2 separate regions of the Homo sapiens genome follow, and region 1 is linked to region 2. A link is a loop called in an ENCODE intact Hi-C map of the cell type or tissue named here. Cell type or tissue: PC-9. All regions are shown on one strand.

Region 1 (8,000 bases), 230 kb after region 2:
TAAAACCAAATGTACCGGAATTTTTGGAAACTGAAACACAACTTGTCCTAGATAGGAATGTCAGGAAGCCAGCGAGAGAATGAAGAGTCTGCCGTCCGGGGACACAATTTCTGTCCACTGTCCCTGCCCACGTCCCCTCACAGCCCTGCAAGGTGGGTGGGGACGGCTGATGATGCCATTTTCAGATGAGGAAACTGAGGCACAGAGAGGCTCCACAGCCAGGACTGGGCGCTCATCCAGTTGACTCCAGGGCAGATCCTCTCTTCCCAGGGCAGCCACCCCCGCCTTGTGAGAGCCGGTGCCCGGGGGAGGGGAAGGATGGAGACCTGGGCAGTTCACCCAGGCCCAGGAGCCAGAGCCCTGGCAGGTTGTACGCAGCTGCTCCCAAGAGGCACCCCTTCCACCCCTGCACCAGCCCTGCCTCCACAGAGGCGCAAAGGAAGCAAAGGCACTGCTGGCGAAGAACCTTGGCATTCCAGCCGCGCACAGACACCCAGAGAGGAAACCCGAGCACCCGGAACTGGACGGGGTGGCGGGCAGGGGCAGGGCGAGGGCCATTGAGTTCAGCGAGACCCTGGCGGCCCTCAAGGAAGACAGGCAAATCAGTGAAGAGCCCCTGTGCTGCAAGAGGGGGCCTGGGCTACCCAGGAGCGCCTAACCTGAAGTTGGGAAAGGAAGGCTTCCTGGAGGAGGTGACTGTGAATAAAGTCTCAAGAGACAGTAAAAGTTCTGCAGGCAATGAAAATGAGAAATGGAGTCAGGTGTGGTGGCTCACACCTGTAGTCCCAGCACTTTAGTAGGGTGAGGTGGGAGGATCACTTGAGGCCAAGGAGTTGGAGACCAGCTTGGGCAACATAGGGAGACTCTGTCTCTACAAAAAGATTAAAAAATTAGCTAATCATGGTGGTGTATGCCTGTGGTCCCAGTGGTCCCAGCTACTTCGAAGGCTGAGGCCAGAGGATCACTTGAACCTGTGAGGTCAAAGCTGCAGTGAGCCGAGATCACACCATGGCACCCCAGCCTGGGGGCCAGTGAGACCCTGTCTCAAAAAAAAAAAAAAAAAAAAAAAGAAATTGAGAAAAGGGTAGGAAAGCAGATGTGAATGGCAAAACTGGTGGGGAGAGGCACCCCAGGCCATGGGCTGGAGCAGAGGGCCTGGCAGGGGTGGTGGGAGAGGCAGCAGGGGGAAGAGCAGTCAGCAAAGTGGCTACAGAGGTCAGCAGGGAGCTCCTGAGGACCAAGGGTGGCCTGGGAAGGTCTGGGGACTAGATCCTGAGGGCAGTGGGGTGGTCACTGTAGGATTTCAAGGGAGTCAGATTTGTGTTCTAGAAAGGTTGTCACCATATGGCCTGACCATATGCCAGTCTGGTTCATTACTGTTTTCCTAGCACCTAGCTCAGTGCCAGCACACAGTAGATGTTCAGTAAATGCTTTGAATCAATACACAGATGCCAGCGGTGTATCCAGAGGCAATGGTTAACTCCTGTGGGGGTCCTTCAGCTTCAGTTTCCTCCTTTGTGAACGAGGGCACTGGCACCTGCCTGGTGGGCATGTTGTGATGGTGAAGGGAGCATGGCAGTTTGGGCTTGCTGTCCTGCACACGGTCAGCGCTCTGTAATGGCAGCTTTTATAAAACGTGTGGAGGATGTGCCAAGGGGAACATGGGGGCAAGGACCCTGGACAGGAGTGGTCAAGTCAGCCAGAGGAGAGAGAATAATGATGACAACAGTGACGTTGATCAAAGGCTGAAGTTCTTCATGTATTTCATTCATGTCATCCTCAACACAGTGAAGGAAGACGGCACCGTAGTTATCCCTGTGTTATTTTCCAGGAGGCGGCGGCTCAGAGAGGAGTGACTCGCCTGAAGCCCCGTGAACAATGCATGGTGGACGGAAGTACATGGAATGCCAGAGCCAGGCTGGTGACTAGTGCTGGTGGTGGGGACTGGTCAAGGCGGCCGCCAGGGAAGGGATGTGAGGACACGGTCTAGACTGATGGACCAGATGGCGGGGGCAGGCACAGGGGGAGGGAGGTTTCCAGGACACCCCTCAGTTTCTGGCCCAGGTGACCAGGTGGAAGGTCATTCCATCTCCTGAGTGAGGGACACAGCAGGACAGACAGGCTTGGGGAGGGACTGTTGGGATGTCTGGAGTCTAGGAGAGGATCCAGGCGGGGGATGGAGGGGAGGGCGGAATGAGCTCATGGGGCAAGTGGAAGGCTTGTGGGCGGTGGAAAAGCTCCAGCCCCCGGACACCTAGCCAAGGTCAAGTAATAACGACAGTAGACGTTACATAGCCTTGACTCTGTACAGACCTCATCCTGCATCCTTACGTTAACTCATTGAACCCTCCCAACCATTATCAAATTGGAGGTACCATTATCACCCCCATTTTATAGTTGGGGAAACTGAGGCAAGAGACATTAAGTCTGCAATATTGGAATAGGCAAATCTGTAGAGAAAGGAATGTGGGTGAGTGGTGGGCTGGGGCTGGGGGCTGGGAAGGATCATGGCTAACGGGCACAGGCTTTCTTTTTTGGGTGATGAAAATATTCTAAAATGACTGTGAAAATATTGCACAACTCTGTGAACATGTGAAAACCCACTGAACTGTATGCTCTAACTGTATGAATTGTATGGTATTTGAATTTCACCTCAATAAAGCTGTTATCAAAAAGCAAGAGAGAGAGAAAGAGAATATTTGTACTTGGACATTTTTGCCCCTGGGTGGAGATTACTCCACCTCAGGAAGCAGTAAACCCCAACCACCAATTTTTGGAGGCTTGCTGCATATGACTTTGGGGAGGAGTTGGGGAAGGATGGGGTAGGATAGTGTCTCAACTGCTCTTCCTGGAGGAACGAGGGCCCAGCCAGCAGATCACCCAGAAGTTTGGTGCCCCAGCCCCTCCTAGAGGAACCCTGGTGTCTGCTTGGGTCCAGGAGCACACAGTGGCTGCCTTCCTCCGGGTCCTCCTGGTCCCTGCAGGTCATGGGCTGGAGGCCCCGGAGGATCTCTGTGATGGTCACACTTGGCTCCTCCCTCCACAACCCAACTGAGGCCGGGAGGCCCAGGGTGCCCTGGTGCCCAGGTGCCCAGGGGCTGTGACTGACCCATGGCCTGTGCCAGGATGGGCACTGTGAAGAGGCTCCAGGGACCCCCTGGGTGTGAGCCAGTGGGAGAATGAAAAGAGGAAGGAAGAAGTCTGCAGGCCTGCCCCACCCACCTGGAGGGGTCAGAGAAGGAGCCGCACTGTCCAGGAGGGTGGGGTGGCCAGCAAAGTGGCCTGGAGAGACGAGGAGGAGAGGGTTTGGGAGAGTGCCTTCCCATGCCATGGCACCTTCTCCAGAGCAGGGTCACAAGCATTCAGGAGGGAAGGAAGTGCAGACAGCTAGTAGACAGTTCTTTGGGGAAGCTGGGCTGGGAAGGGAGAAGGAGTAGAGCAATAGCTGTTCTTATTTTCTGGGCTGAGAGGAAGGAATGGGTAGAGGGGAGAAGAGCTGCTGACCACACAGAAGAGGGCTGGGCCAGTGGGAGAGGGGCTCCTGCAGAGATGGAGGGTTCTAGAGCTGGGTGGGGGCCCCCCACTCCCAGGCGGGCAGCAGGTGGGGTGAGGACTGAGAGCTGCAAAGCTGGTGGCCGGAGGGGAGGCCAAGGGGCCCTGTCCAATGGCCTCTCCTCTCTGCAATAGAGGAGGGGTGTCAGGAGTGTAGGGCTTCAGGGGGTTTACTGTCTCTACTGAAGGTCCCAGAAGAAGGAAGCCTTGGGGACCAGAAAGGGTGGGTGGTGCTGGGTGAGGGCCCACATGCCACTGCTGGGCTGTGTGGAAGGTCCCGTCTGAAACAGGGTTGTTCTTTCTCTTCTGAGAGCTCCGAGTGCTGGCCATGTGCCCCTGGCCTGGGGAGCAAGGGGCCTGTCCTCTGTGGGTTTATTTACAGCTTTTCAGAGGTGCCCCTGCCTGGTCCTGGGCAACTTGTCATCAGCGCACCTGGTGTGGATACTGAGGAGAACTGAGAGAGGCTAGGTAGCTCCCGGTGCTTCCCCAGGCCCCCAGCCCCATCCCTCAGCTGAGGACTGCACCTTCCTCTCCCACCCAGGCTGTACCTGTCACTGCCCTCCACTCCACCAGGCTCAGCACACAGTAGGGCCTTAGTCAGTTTGCCCTTATGCCTGTATGCTCTGGGCAGATTCAAAGCACTTTCCCCTAATTACCCACAGGGCGCCATCTCTCCACCACTACCCCTATGCACACACACTCCCATTGGGGCTGGGGAGAGTTCCCCCGACCCTGGACCCAAATCAGGCACTTCGACCTGAGCGAGCCCCTCCTGTGCCTCATTGACCCACTCGAAGTCCATTTATTCTTCCTTTTGACACAGTCCTGATGCCTTGGGTGCTTCCATTTCCTAGGCTGGAGGTGAATTAGAAAGATGCATGGGAGGAGAGAGGGCCCAGGAAGAGAGAAGACAGGTGGTAAGTTGGTTTTGTCGATAACATTTGCAGCCAAATTTCAAGGGAGGCCCTAGAGCCACTGTATAACACAGACGTGACACCTATGGGGCGCTTGTTGAAGGACACGCGGATGCTCTGCTGGTTTGGTGGCTGTGATGACTTCATGCAAATGGAAGCTACATTTGTATGACACTTTGTTAAAGCAAATTAGGTATAAATAAAGATTCATGCCCAAAGATCTGTATTGCGATGTGTCTAATTGTGAATAACTGGCCACAACCTTAATCAACAGTAGAGGATTACGGCCAGGCGCAGTGGCTCATGCCTGCAATCCCAGCACTTTGGGAGGCCGAGGCGGCCGGATCACCTGAGGTCATGAGTTCAAGACCAGCCTGGCCAACATGGTGAAACCCCGTCTCTACTAAAAATACAAAAATTAGCCGGGCGTGGTGGCGGGTGCCTGTAATCCCAGCTACTAGGGAGGCTGAGGCACAAAATTCGCTTGAACCCGTTAGGCGGAGGTTGCAGTGAGCCAAGATCATACCACTGCACTCCAGCCTGGGTCAGAGAGCAGGACTCTGTCTCAAAAAAACAAAAACAAAACACAAACCAGTAGAGGATTGGTAAAGTGCATCATAGCACAATCCTGAGACAGAATATGACACAGCCACTAAAAATGATGCCTATGAGGATTTTTTTTTTTTGTAGCACCAGGAGGAACTTAGGGCCACAAGTGTGTTTGAAGGGTCAATGGTCAATGCCACACAAGTAACAAACTAACTGCCGAGTCTAAACATCTTAACATCTTACTTCTTTTTTTTTTTTTTTTTTTTTTTTTTTGAGGCTGAGGTCTCACTCTGCTGCCAGGCTGGAGTACAGTGGCACGATCTTGGCTCACTGCAACCTCCGCTTCCCGTGTTCAAGTGATTCTCCTGCCTCAGCCTCCCAAGTAGCTGGGATTACAGGCGCCTGCCGCCATGCCCAGCTAACTTTTGTATTTTTAGTAGAGACGGGGTTTCACCATGTTGGCCAGGATGGTCTCGATCTCTTGACCTTGTGATCCGCCTGCCTCGGCCTCCCAAAGTGCTGAGATTATAGGCGTGAGCCACCGTGCCCAGCCCTTTTTTTTTTTTTGAGACAGAGTTTCGCTGTGACGCCCAGGCTGGAGTGCAGTGGCGCGATCTCGGCTTACTGCAACCTCTGCTTCCCGGGTTCAAGCGATTCTCTTGCCTCAGCCTCCTGAGTAGCTGGGATTACAGGCCCATGCCATCATGCCCAGCTAATTTTTGTATTTTCAGTAGAGACAGGGTTTCACTATGTTGGCCAGGCTGGTCTCGAACTCCTGACCTCAGGTGATCTGCCTGCCTTGGCCTGCCGAAGTGCTGGGATTACAGGCGTGAGCCACCGGGCCTGGCCAACATCTTACTTCTTAACACGATATGTGAGGCCCTGGAAAACCTGGCCTCTGCTGGCCTCCTTAGCCTCCTCCCTCACTGCTGAACTGCTGTGATTCTCACAGCTGGTTTTAGTCTATGCCTTTGCATATGCTGTTCCCTCTGCCTGGAATACCTTTCCCTGCTGTCCCCATCTACTTTGGTCTAACTTCTACTCCCCCTTTAAGAATCAGCCCCACAGGAAGATTGCTTGAGCCTAAGAGTTTGAGACCAGCCTGGGCAATGTAGTGAGACCTCATCTCTCCAAAAAAATTAAAAAATTAACTGGGTGTGGTGGCACACACCTGTGGTCTCAGCTACTTGGGGGGTTGAAGTGGGAAGATTGCTTGAGCCTGGGAGGTCAAGCCTGTAGTGAGCCGATATTGTGCCACTGAACTCCAGTATGGGAGACAGAGCAAGACTTTTTCTCAAAAATAAATAAATAATAAAAAATAAGGCCAGACACGGTGGCTCATGCCTGTAATCCCAGCACTTTGGGAGGCTGAGGTGGGCAGATCATCTGAGGTCAGGAGTTTGAGACCAGCCTGGCCAACATGGTGAAACCCGTCTCTACTAAAAATACAAAAAATTGGCCGGGCGTGGTGGTAGCTACGTAGGAGGCTGGAGGCAGGAGAATCGCTGGAACCCAGGAGGCAGAGGTTGCAGTGAGCTGAGATTGTGCCACTGCACTGCAGCCTGGGTGACAGAACGAGACTCTGTCTCAAAAAAAAAAAGAAAAAGAAAAAATAATCAGCCCCAGCATCTTCTCCTCCTGGAAGCCTCCCTGGCTTGCTGGCTCGGCTGGGGTTCCCTTTTCTGGTACCCCCTATTCCTCCGTTATAATTTTTGGTTGACATGCTGATCCTCCACTTCCAGCCTGTGAGTCCCTCGAGGGAGAGACTGTGTCTGCTTTGCCTCCATGTCCCCGTGCTGGCCCCATCCTGGCACATCTGGGCAGGACGTCACACGACCTGGTTCTATTCCTGGTCATGTTCCTGCCCAAGCCACCCCTTCGGTTTCCCCATCCAAAATGTGGGAGAGCTGGGCTTCGCCAGGTCACTTCTGAGGGTACAATTGTCCAGAAGATGGACAGGGCTGGCGTGGCCCAGGCCTGTGCCAGGCGCCCAAGATTGATGGTTGAGGGCCATGGGCAGTTCCCTCGGTCAGCAGCCCCCTCCGTGGCTCCCTGTAGCCCCATGTAGAGAATGGGGTGGGTGTAGAGAGGGGGCGGAGGGCTGCATGCCAGGGCCTCAGCAGACCAGACCCCACCAAAGAGGCTAGCCTGGCACCCCCCAGCAGGAAGGTGGCCCCCAATGGTTATCAAAGGCCAGCGGGGCCCCTCCCTCCAAGGATGAAGGGGTGTCCCTGACAAGCAGGGCCATCCGTCAGCCCTGGGCACAATGGGGTCATTAACCCCTGACCCCAGCTCCTTTTTAGCCACTTCCTCTGAGGGCTGAGTGTGTGGGGCTGAGAAGAACAGAGCCTCGCTTTTCAGCGAGGGGCTGAGGAGCAATGGCTGCTTGGCTGGTCCCAGGCTCTCTAGCTCCCAACCCCTGAGGCTCCCTCGGAGGCCTGGGGGAGCCTCCCACTCTCTGTCCCCTGAGAGGGCACCCCCTTGGCCAACCACCCTCAAGCCAAAGCAGTGTGTATGGGGAGGGACAGATAGAGACCCTGAGAAAGAGACAGAGACCGGGAGAGAGGGAAGCCGAGGTGGGCAGATCATCAGAGACAGACACTTGAGACCTGAGACGGCTCCTTTCCCTTTACAAAGTGCACTCACAGGAAAATCATAGACCAACCCTGCTTGTGAAATTAGATGTGAGAATCCTAAATAAAAGATTAGCCAAACAGATATATGCATCATGCCCAAACTGAGTTTATCTTAGAAATGTAAGGATCATTTAACATTTGAAAAATCTATTAGTGAATTTATCACATTAATAAATTAAGGGAGAAAAGTCATATGATCATCTTGGCACTGGAAATCAAGGTCAACATCTACTTAAGATAGAAATGTTTTAGCAAACTGGAGATAGAAAGGAATTTCCTTAGGCTGGGCATGGTGGCTCCCAGCACTTCGGGAGGCCAAGGCAGATAAATCGCTTGAGCCCAGGGGTTC
Region 2 (8,000 bases):
GGCCCAGGTGGGGCGACGCCTGGGTCCACCCTCAGCCTCCGCCTGGGGAAGGAAGTGAGGCTTAGAGAGGCCAACTCCTCACTCACAGAGATAGCCTGAAAGTTTGAAACAGCAGAGATTTGTCCAAGATGTGAACCCAGATCCCTCACACCCAGAGCATTATTCTTTTTTTTTTTTCCCTGAGACAGAGTTTCACTCTGTCGCCAAGGCTGGAGTATAGTGGTGTGATCTCGGCTCACTGCAACCTCCACCTCCTGGGTTCAAGTGATTCTCCTGCCTCAGCCTCCCAAGTAGCTGGGATTACAGGCATCCGCCACCCCACCTGGCTAATTTTTGTATTTTTAGTAAAGACGGGGTTTCATCATGTTGTCCAGGCTGGTCTCGAACTCCTGACCTCAGTTGATTTCACCCACCTAGGCCTCCCAAAGTGCTGGGATTATAGACGTGAGCCACTGTGCCTGGCACCAGAGCATTATTCCATTGTGCCATGGTGCCTTGAGGTTTTTCCCTGTGTATGTGTGACAGTCTCACTCTGTTGCCCAGGCTGTATTGCAATGGTGCAGTCATAGCTCACTGCAGCCTCAATCTTCTGGACTCGAGCGATCCTCCCACCTCAGTCTCCTGAGTAGCTGGGACTACCGGTGCCCACCACACCCAGTTTTTTATTTATTTGTTTTTTAGATGGAATTTCACTCTTTTTGCCCAGGCTGGAGTGCAATGGCGTGATCTCAGCTCACTGAAACCTCTGCCTCCCAGGTTCAATTGATTCTCCTGCCTCAGCCTCTGGAGTAGCTGGGATTACAGGCACACACCACCGTGCTCAGCTAATTTTCTATTTTTAGTAGAGATGGGGTTTAGCCATGTTGGCCAGGCTGGTTTCGAACTCCTGACCTCAGGTGATCTACCTGTCTCAGCCTCCCAAAGTGTTGGGATTACAGGCATGAGCCACCGCACCCAGCCTGTTTGTTTGTTTTTGAGACAGGGTCTCACTATAATGCTCAGGCTAGTCTTGAACTCCTGGGCTCCCAAAGTTACAGGCATGAGCCACCATACCCAGCCAGTTTTTAAAATTTTTAGTAGAGACAGGGTCTCACTATGTTGCCCAGGTGGGTCTCGAACCCGTAAGCTCCCAAAGTCCTGGGATTACAGGTGTGAGCCACTGTGCCCGGCCTGCCTTGAGTATTAGCAAGCACCTTCTGTGTGGCAGGCCCTTGCTAGGCATAAGGATAGAATGTACATGTTGGTGAGACCTGGTCCCAGCCTAGCCTGCCCTCTGGGACCTTACACAGGAGACTGAGATGTGAGCCCATTCTCACTGTCCAGAGCTCAGGGTGGAGATGGGTGACGCTGAGAGGCACAGATGAGGGAGAGGATGTTCCAGCCCCCAAGATGGTGGTACCTCTGTGCCCACCTCTGTGCTGGGCACTGGGCAGGATGAGCTCTCAGAGCTCCAAGCAGCACAAGAGACGGGTGGTTTGGCCCAACTTGACACCACCCACCATCTGCTCATGTCTTTCCTGCAGAAGCATCGGCTGCGCCTGGTGGCCACTGATGGGGCCTTTTCCATGGATGGCGACATCGCACCCCTGCAGGAGATCTGCTGCCTCGCCTCTAGATATGGTGCCCTGGTCTTCATGGATGAATGCCATGCCACTGGCTTCCTGGGGCCCACAGGACGGTGGGACCATGTGGCACCTGAGGCCTGGGGTGGGGCTTCTGAGGGTGGCTGGGAAACGAGGAGGCCAGTCCCCAGCATGATCCATAATCCCTGGGCTCTCAGGAGGCCAGTGACAGCAGCGGTGGCTTCCCTTGCAGGGGCACAGATGAGCTGCTGGGTGTGATGGACCAGGTCACCATCATCAACTCCACCCTGGGGAAGGCCCTGGGTGGAGCATCAGGTACCTGCAAGGTTGTGTCCCTGGGGTCCCCTTGTCCTTTTGAAGGGCCCTGGAGGGGCTCAGGGAAGTGGGGAGGGCAGCATGGACTGTACTTTCAGGAGGGGGTTGGGTAGGCTCTGGCCCCTGACCAACCCCTCCCCCCACCTCTTCCCTTCTTCTCAGGGGGCTACACGACAGGGCCTGGGCCCCTGGTGTCCCTGCTGCGGCAGCGCGCCCGGCCATACCTCTTCTCCAACAGTCTGCCACCTGCTGTCGTTGGCTGCGCCTCCAAGGCCCTAGATCTGCTGATGGGGAGTAACACCATTGTCCAGTCTATGGCTGCCAAGACCCAGAGGTGCGACTCCCAGCAGGGCAGGCTCGGGGGCGGAGAGACGTGGTGAGAGCCAGCCTCATGTGTCTGCCCAGGCCCACAGACAGCTCTGTGCCCACCGGGTCTGCTTCTGCCTGTTCCCCTCCCTTCTCTCTGTCCCTGCCTCTCCCCTCTAGCTTCTGTGTCTCCTTCTTATCCCTCCTGTCTTTCCACCTCCCTTGTTGTTCTCCCTGCCCCCTGCCTGGCTCCCCTCTGCCTCTTAGAGCTTGTAACTGTCTTTGTTGATCCTTCTTGCAGACTTGGGCATAGACCTCGGGCCTGGTCCCTGCAAGGAGCGGGTGTGAATGCTCCACGGCCCCTTAGCTACCTGTGACACCTTGTGCCCACAGGTTCCGTAGTAAGATGGAAGCTGCTGGCTTCACTATCTCGGGAGCCAGTCACCCCATCTGCCCTGTGATGCTGGGTGATGCCCGGCTGGCCTCTCGCATGGCGGATGACATGCTGAAGAGAGGTAAGGGTGCTGAGACAAGGGAACTGGTGGTGGGTCCTGAGAGAAGAGAAAGGGAAACCCCTAGACTGTGACCCAGCCCCGTACCCAGCCACGCTGCGGCCTCTTAGGCCAGCTGTCTGTCTAAGCTTGAACACCCCAAGCCATGAGGCAGTCCCGAATCTGAGACCTGGGGCAGTTCCCTTGCCCTCTGTGTTCTGCCCCCAAGCCTGTTGGTTCTGGCACGCCCTTGCTTTCTACCCTCCCAGGCATCTTTGTCATCGGGTTCAGCTACCCCGTGGTCCCCAAGGGCAAGGCCCGGATCCGGGTACAGATCTCAGCAGTGCATAGCGAGGAAGACATTGACCGCTGCGTGGAGGCCTTCGTGGAAGTGGGGCGACTGCACGGGGCACTGCCCTGAGCTCTGGGTAAGGACGAGAAGAGCCAAGGTCCGCCTACTGCCACAGGGTCAAAGGAGGTTTTCGATCAGCCCAGACCAGAGGCTCTGAGCCCTGAACCAAAGTCCCAGAGCTGGGCTGGGACGTGACCTGTGCTGAGGGCTGTGAGAATGTGAAACAACAGTGTGAAAATTGGCTGTGACACTCTGGTCTGCTTTATTGTCTCTGGGCAGGCCCAGTCCTGTGGCCGGTTGAAGAATCAGGCAGGAGCCAGGGCTCTGAGGGGAGGCGCCTGAGGACTGCAGATCTCCACTGACCTCTTTCCCTAGATTAAGATGGGACCCAGTGGCCGGGCACGGTGGCTCAGGCCTGTAATCCCAGCACTTTGGGAGGCCAAGGTAGGCGGATCACCTGAGGTCGGGAGTTTGAGACCAGCCTGACCAACATGGAGAAACCCCGTCTCTACTAAAAATACGAAATTAGCCAGGCGTGGTGGCGTATGCCTGTAATCCCAGCTGCTCAGGAGGCTGAGGCAGGAGAATCGCTTGAACCCGGGAGGTGGAGGTTGCGGTGAGCCGAGATCATGCCATTGCACTCCAGCCTGAGCAACAAGAGCAGAAGTCTGTCTCAAAAAAAAAAAAAAAAAAAAGCTGGCACCCAGGCCTTTGGGAGATAGGCCCAGTCCACCGTTTGTCTCGGGTAGTTTCTGTGCTGCTGTGGAGGGCTGCTGAGAACTAGCCCCACAGGCCTTTTACCCTGCCACTGCCCGCTACTCTGCAGCCCCTGAGTCTAGTCTTAGAGTCTAGCTTCTTCCTTCTCCCCACTGGAAGATGTCCTGTAGCTGCCCAGATAGGAGGAGGCTGGGTGTCCATGTTTGGAAGGAGAGGCAGAGGATTCAGGCCCAAAAGAAAAGAATGAGGATCACCCCTGGGGAAGCTCCAGACAGTCTGGAACCCTGTGTTCGCGCCCACTCTCTCCCTGCCTTACTCTGGCTTTCGGCAAGCTCCAGTCCCTGTGTGTGCCTCAGTCCTCCTGCCACTATGCCTTGAGGTCTGAGGTCCTTCCATCTCGCTCATTCCAAGGCCTACGATGATCAGCCACCAGGGGGTGCTGCGAGCACGGGCCGCGGCCGCCGGCTCGCCCCGCCCCTCCAGACTGGGGGCCTTGGGCCGCGGCTGTTCAGGCTGCCCAGCAGTCAAGGCCAGGAGAGGCGATTTGCTGCTGCCAAGGCCCCATCCTCCCTTGTGCCCCACAACGGCTCGCCGCTTTCCTGTTGGAGGGGCCTGCGGGAGGAGGGCGGTCTCTCCCTGGCGACCTTGTGGACCCCTTGTGGGGTGGGGAGTGGGGTCCCCGCAGCTCCACCCTCAGCGTGGTGTGACCTTGGGAAGCTCTTAGTTTGCTTGGGACAGAGGACGAAAAGGCCCTTTATCATTAACGACATGAAACTAGCCCTACGTCTCTCTCTGACGTCCTGCACCTCCAGCCCACCCATTTGCCTGTTATCTTGGGATGAACAATGTAATATGAGCTGGGCTCTGGCCCAGCCCTGCAGGATCTGAAAGCTGGGATTCAGGGAATCCCAGCCTGCGATCCGGAGGACCTTGCTGCTGGGGTCCAGGAGCTGGGGGAGGGGGGGTGTGGGGGGTCGGTGTGAGGGTGGAAGGCAGCCTGGCTGGGGTAGCTGTGGCCACATTAGCGGCAGGAACATTTGCAGCCCACCACCACCGGCTAGGGCACGTGGCACCAGGCGCGCTGCTGCAGGGGATGTGCACAAGGGCTCAACCAGTAATGTCGAGCCAGCAGCTGGATGAGCATGGTCTGCTCTAGCCAGCAGCTCATGTTAAGCGCCACGGGCAGCTGCGGGGTGACGTGTGGCAGTCGGTGTGCTGCACCCGGCGGGGCCAGAACAGAGGGCCCAGGTCCACCCAGACCGACGTGAGGCGGCACGAGGCGAGATCCAGACAGCGGCGCAGAAAGTGCGTCGCCGCCCCTGTGGCTCCCAGGAGCCGCCGCTGGCGTTGCCCTGCTGCGCTGGCAGCGCCGCGACCCCCTGGGCTAGCCGATCGCGGTAGGGCTCCACGCCGTTGGCCAACCCGCGGCTCAGCGTGTCCTGCTGCACCAGCCCGGGTCCGCCGCCGCGCTTCTTCCGCAGTCATCCAGAAGGTGTCTGTAGGAGGCGCAGCAGCCGCTCTGGGTGCACGTGTTTCGGCTTGGGCGCCTACCGGTAGTCGCCGGCCGCCCACGACAAGCTGTAGGGCCACGCGGGGCGGGAGGGCCGGCCGTGGACCAGCTGCAAGTCTGCGTTCTGCAGAATCAGAGGCTCTGAGGACCGCCCCAAGGGCGCAATGTCCTTGTTCTCTGCGTCGCGCACGGGGTTCAGGGCCGCGGGCTACCAGAAGCGGCAGTAGGAGTGGATGGAGGTGGCACCGGGCGCACCCAAGGTCTAGGCTCACGGCCGCGCTCTTTATGGCCGCCTGTTCCTTCCTCCTTCCCTCCACCTCCGCTCTCATATCAGCTTAGCCTTGCCGCTGCTGGGAGCTCATCGCCCTAGGCCAAGAAGGACCTTGTGGGCAGGGGGCTCCCAAGGGCCAGGAGTGCGAAGTCATGAATCTCAGATGCTTTCCAGCCCGTTCCAGGGTTCAGGCATGCACATTCGTCCAGGCTTCTGGGAGTCTAAGGGTGCGTTACTTTCACGCAGTGGTTGCAGGTCTGTCAAAGTTTCTAAAATCCCACCAAGCTGAGTCTCGCCATTCAGGGATCATAAGAGTCTACAATTCCTTTGCGCAATTCAATTCTGAATTCAATTCAGAATTAATTCAATTCTGGCCGGGCGCGGTGGCTCATGCCTGTAATCCCAGCACTTTGGGAGGCCGAGGCGGGCGGATCACGAGGTCAGGAGATCGAGACCATCCTGGCTAAAACGGTGAAACCCCGTCTCTACTAAAAATACAAAAACAAAACATTAGCCGGGTGTGGTGGGCGCCTGTAGTCCCAACTACTCGGGAGGCTGAGGTGGGAGAATGGCGTGAACCTGGGAGGCGGAGCTTGCACTTGCAGTGAGCTGAGATCGCACCACTGTACTCCAGCCTGGGCAACAGAGCGAGACTGTCTCAAAAATATATATATATATTAATTCAATTCTGAAGCTTCTGAATTCAGGTTTGGCAAGTCTAGATTAGATTCCTAATAGTTTCAATTCCGTGAGACTCTGCTTCCAAAAATTGAGGAATTTCTGCATCTAAAGAAGGTGACATCAGGCTCTATAGAGGCACCTCTGAGCCCTCGTGAAAACCCCGGGGCCTTTGAGGAGCTGGTTCTTTTCTTTTCTTTTTTTTTTTTTTTGAGTCTTGCTCTGTTGCCCAGGCTGGAGTGCAGTGGCACAGTCTCCGCTCACTGCAACCTCCGCCTCCCGGGCTCAAGCCATTCTCCTGCCTCGGTCTCCCAAGTAGCTGGGATTACAGGTGTGCACCACCATACCTGGCTAATTTTTAGTAGAGATGGGTTTCACCATGTTGGCCAGGCTGGTCTTGAACTCCTGACCTCAAGTGATCCAACTGCCTTGGCCTCCCAAAGTGCTAGGATTACAGACATGAGCCACCACGCCTGGCCTTAAGGAGCTAGTTCTGAGCATCTACCCCAGCTCCTCCGGCCTGGGATGCGAGTCCTGGCTCCATCAGCGCCCCTCACACTGTTTTCTCTCCCCTTACGCACTTCCCCTTGATGCTCCCCAACCCCAGCCCCAGCTTCTAAAAACACTACACTCAGCCCCTCCACCTCTCCCCTCCCTTCCTTAACTCACTGCAGACTGCCTTTTGCCCTCAAAACACCTGTCCAGTTTACCAGCAGCCTCCTCATTGCTGAATCCAGTGTACCTTGCTCCCCAGGTGCTAGCCTCCCTAACCCTCTGGAGGCATTTGGCCATGTGGCCCCTCCTCCACACAGTTCAGGACAGAACTCCATGACCAAATCACACAGCCGTTCACCAAGACCTATTCTCCTCTTTGGCTCTTGCCTAGACGAGAGGCTCCTAACAGGTCACTCATCAAATCTCTCCCACTCTGTCCATCCTTTTCACCCCGGGCAATAATAGACTTTTTTTTTTTTTTTTTTTTGAGACAGAGTCGCTCTGTTGCCCAGTCTGGAGTGCGAGCGATCTCGGCTCACTGCAACCACCACCTCCCAGGTTCAAGCGATTCTCGTGCCTCAGCCTCCTGAGTAGCTGGGATTATAGGTGTGAGCCACCATGCCCAGCTAATTTTTGTATTTTTAGTAGAGGCAGGGTTTTGCCATGTTGGCCAGTCTGGTCTCGAACTCTTGACCTCAGATGATCCGCCCACCTCAGCCTCCCAAAGTGCTAGGATTACAGGTGTGAGCCGCTGCGCCTGGCCCATAACAAACTTTTTACAAAAGATAATGTGGGGGGAAAAAAAGAAAGAAAGAAAGAAAATGTGCGGGTCATGTCTCTGCTGTAGAATCTTAGTAGTTCCCCGTTGCTATCAGGTAAAGCCAGACTTTTTGGACAGGTACCTAAACCATCTGGGCTCCAGCTGGACTAAGGCTCTGGAAAGAGCTTCCGGAGAAGGATCTCAGGATTTGCAGAGCCTGAGGGAGGAGTCTCTGGAGTCTGCCGAAAGGAGACTCAAGTCCTGGTTTCCCACTCCAGGAAACCCCAGTCAAGACTAGGAATCCTTTTTTTTTTTTTTTTTTTTTTTTTTTTTGAGACGGAATCTCGCTCTGTCGCCCAGGCTGGAGTGCAGTGGCACGATCTTGGCTCACTGCAACCTCCAACCCCTGGCTTCAAGCAATTCTCTGCCTCAGCCTCCCGAGCAGCTGGGATTACAGGTGCCCGCCACCACACCCAGCTAATTTTTGTATTTTTAGTAGACATGGGGTTTCATCATCTTGGC

The links. Hi-C counts contacts between places; a loop is a spot of excess contacts. Peaks named below come from ENCODE experiments on the same cell type or tissue, not always from the same donor. Only the 100,000 strongest peaks of a DNase experiment are listed, where the experiment ranks them.
Region 1: it touches region 2 in a loop (12-fold over the local background); 2 of 110 quality-filtered maps call a loop at or near these places.

What each region holds. Positions count from the first base shown.
Region 1 is chr22:38,039,237-38,047,236 of GRCh38, forward strand. It overlaps a transcript of POLR2F not described here. Among named protein-coding and RNA genes, the nearest start is that of POLR2F-AS1, 9.0 kb to the left of the region's middle. RefSeq lists enhancers at 3,054-3,553, 6,660-7,161, 6,897-7,636. In PC-9, no CTCF peak of the experiment used is centred here; a DNase peak (open chromatin) is centred at 4,574.
Region 2 is chr22:37,813,603-37,821,602 of GRCh38, forward strand. GCAT (glycine C-acetyltransferase) reads left to right here. Exons shown (of 9, transcript NM_014291.4): 4 at 1-7; 5 at 1,524-1,678; 6 at 1,816-1,898; 7 at 2,061-2,232; 8 at 2,598-2,719; 9 at 2,965-3,295. The coding sequence ends at 3,116. Among named protein-coding and RNA genes, the nearest start is that of GALR3, 5.8 kb to the right of the region's middle. RefSeq lists a silencer at 4,102-4,321 and an enhancer at 5,490-6,041. In PC-9, CTCF peaks have their summits at 4,197 (motif pointing right) and 4,401; a DNase peak (open chromatin) is centred at 4,209; H3K4me3 peaks cover 346 bases.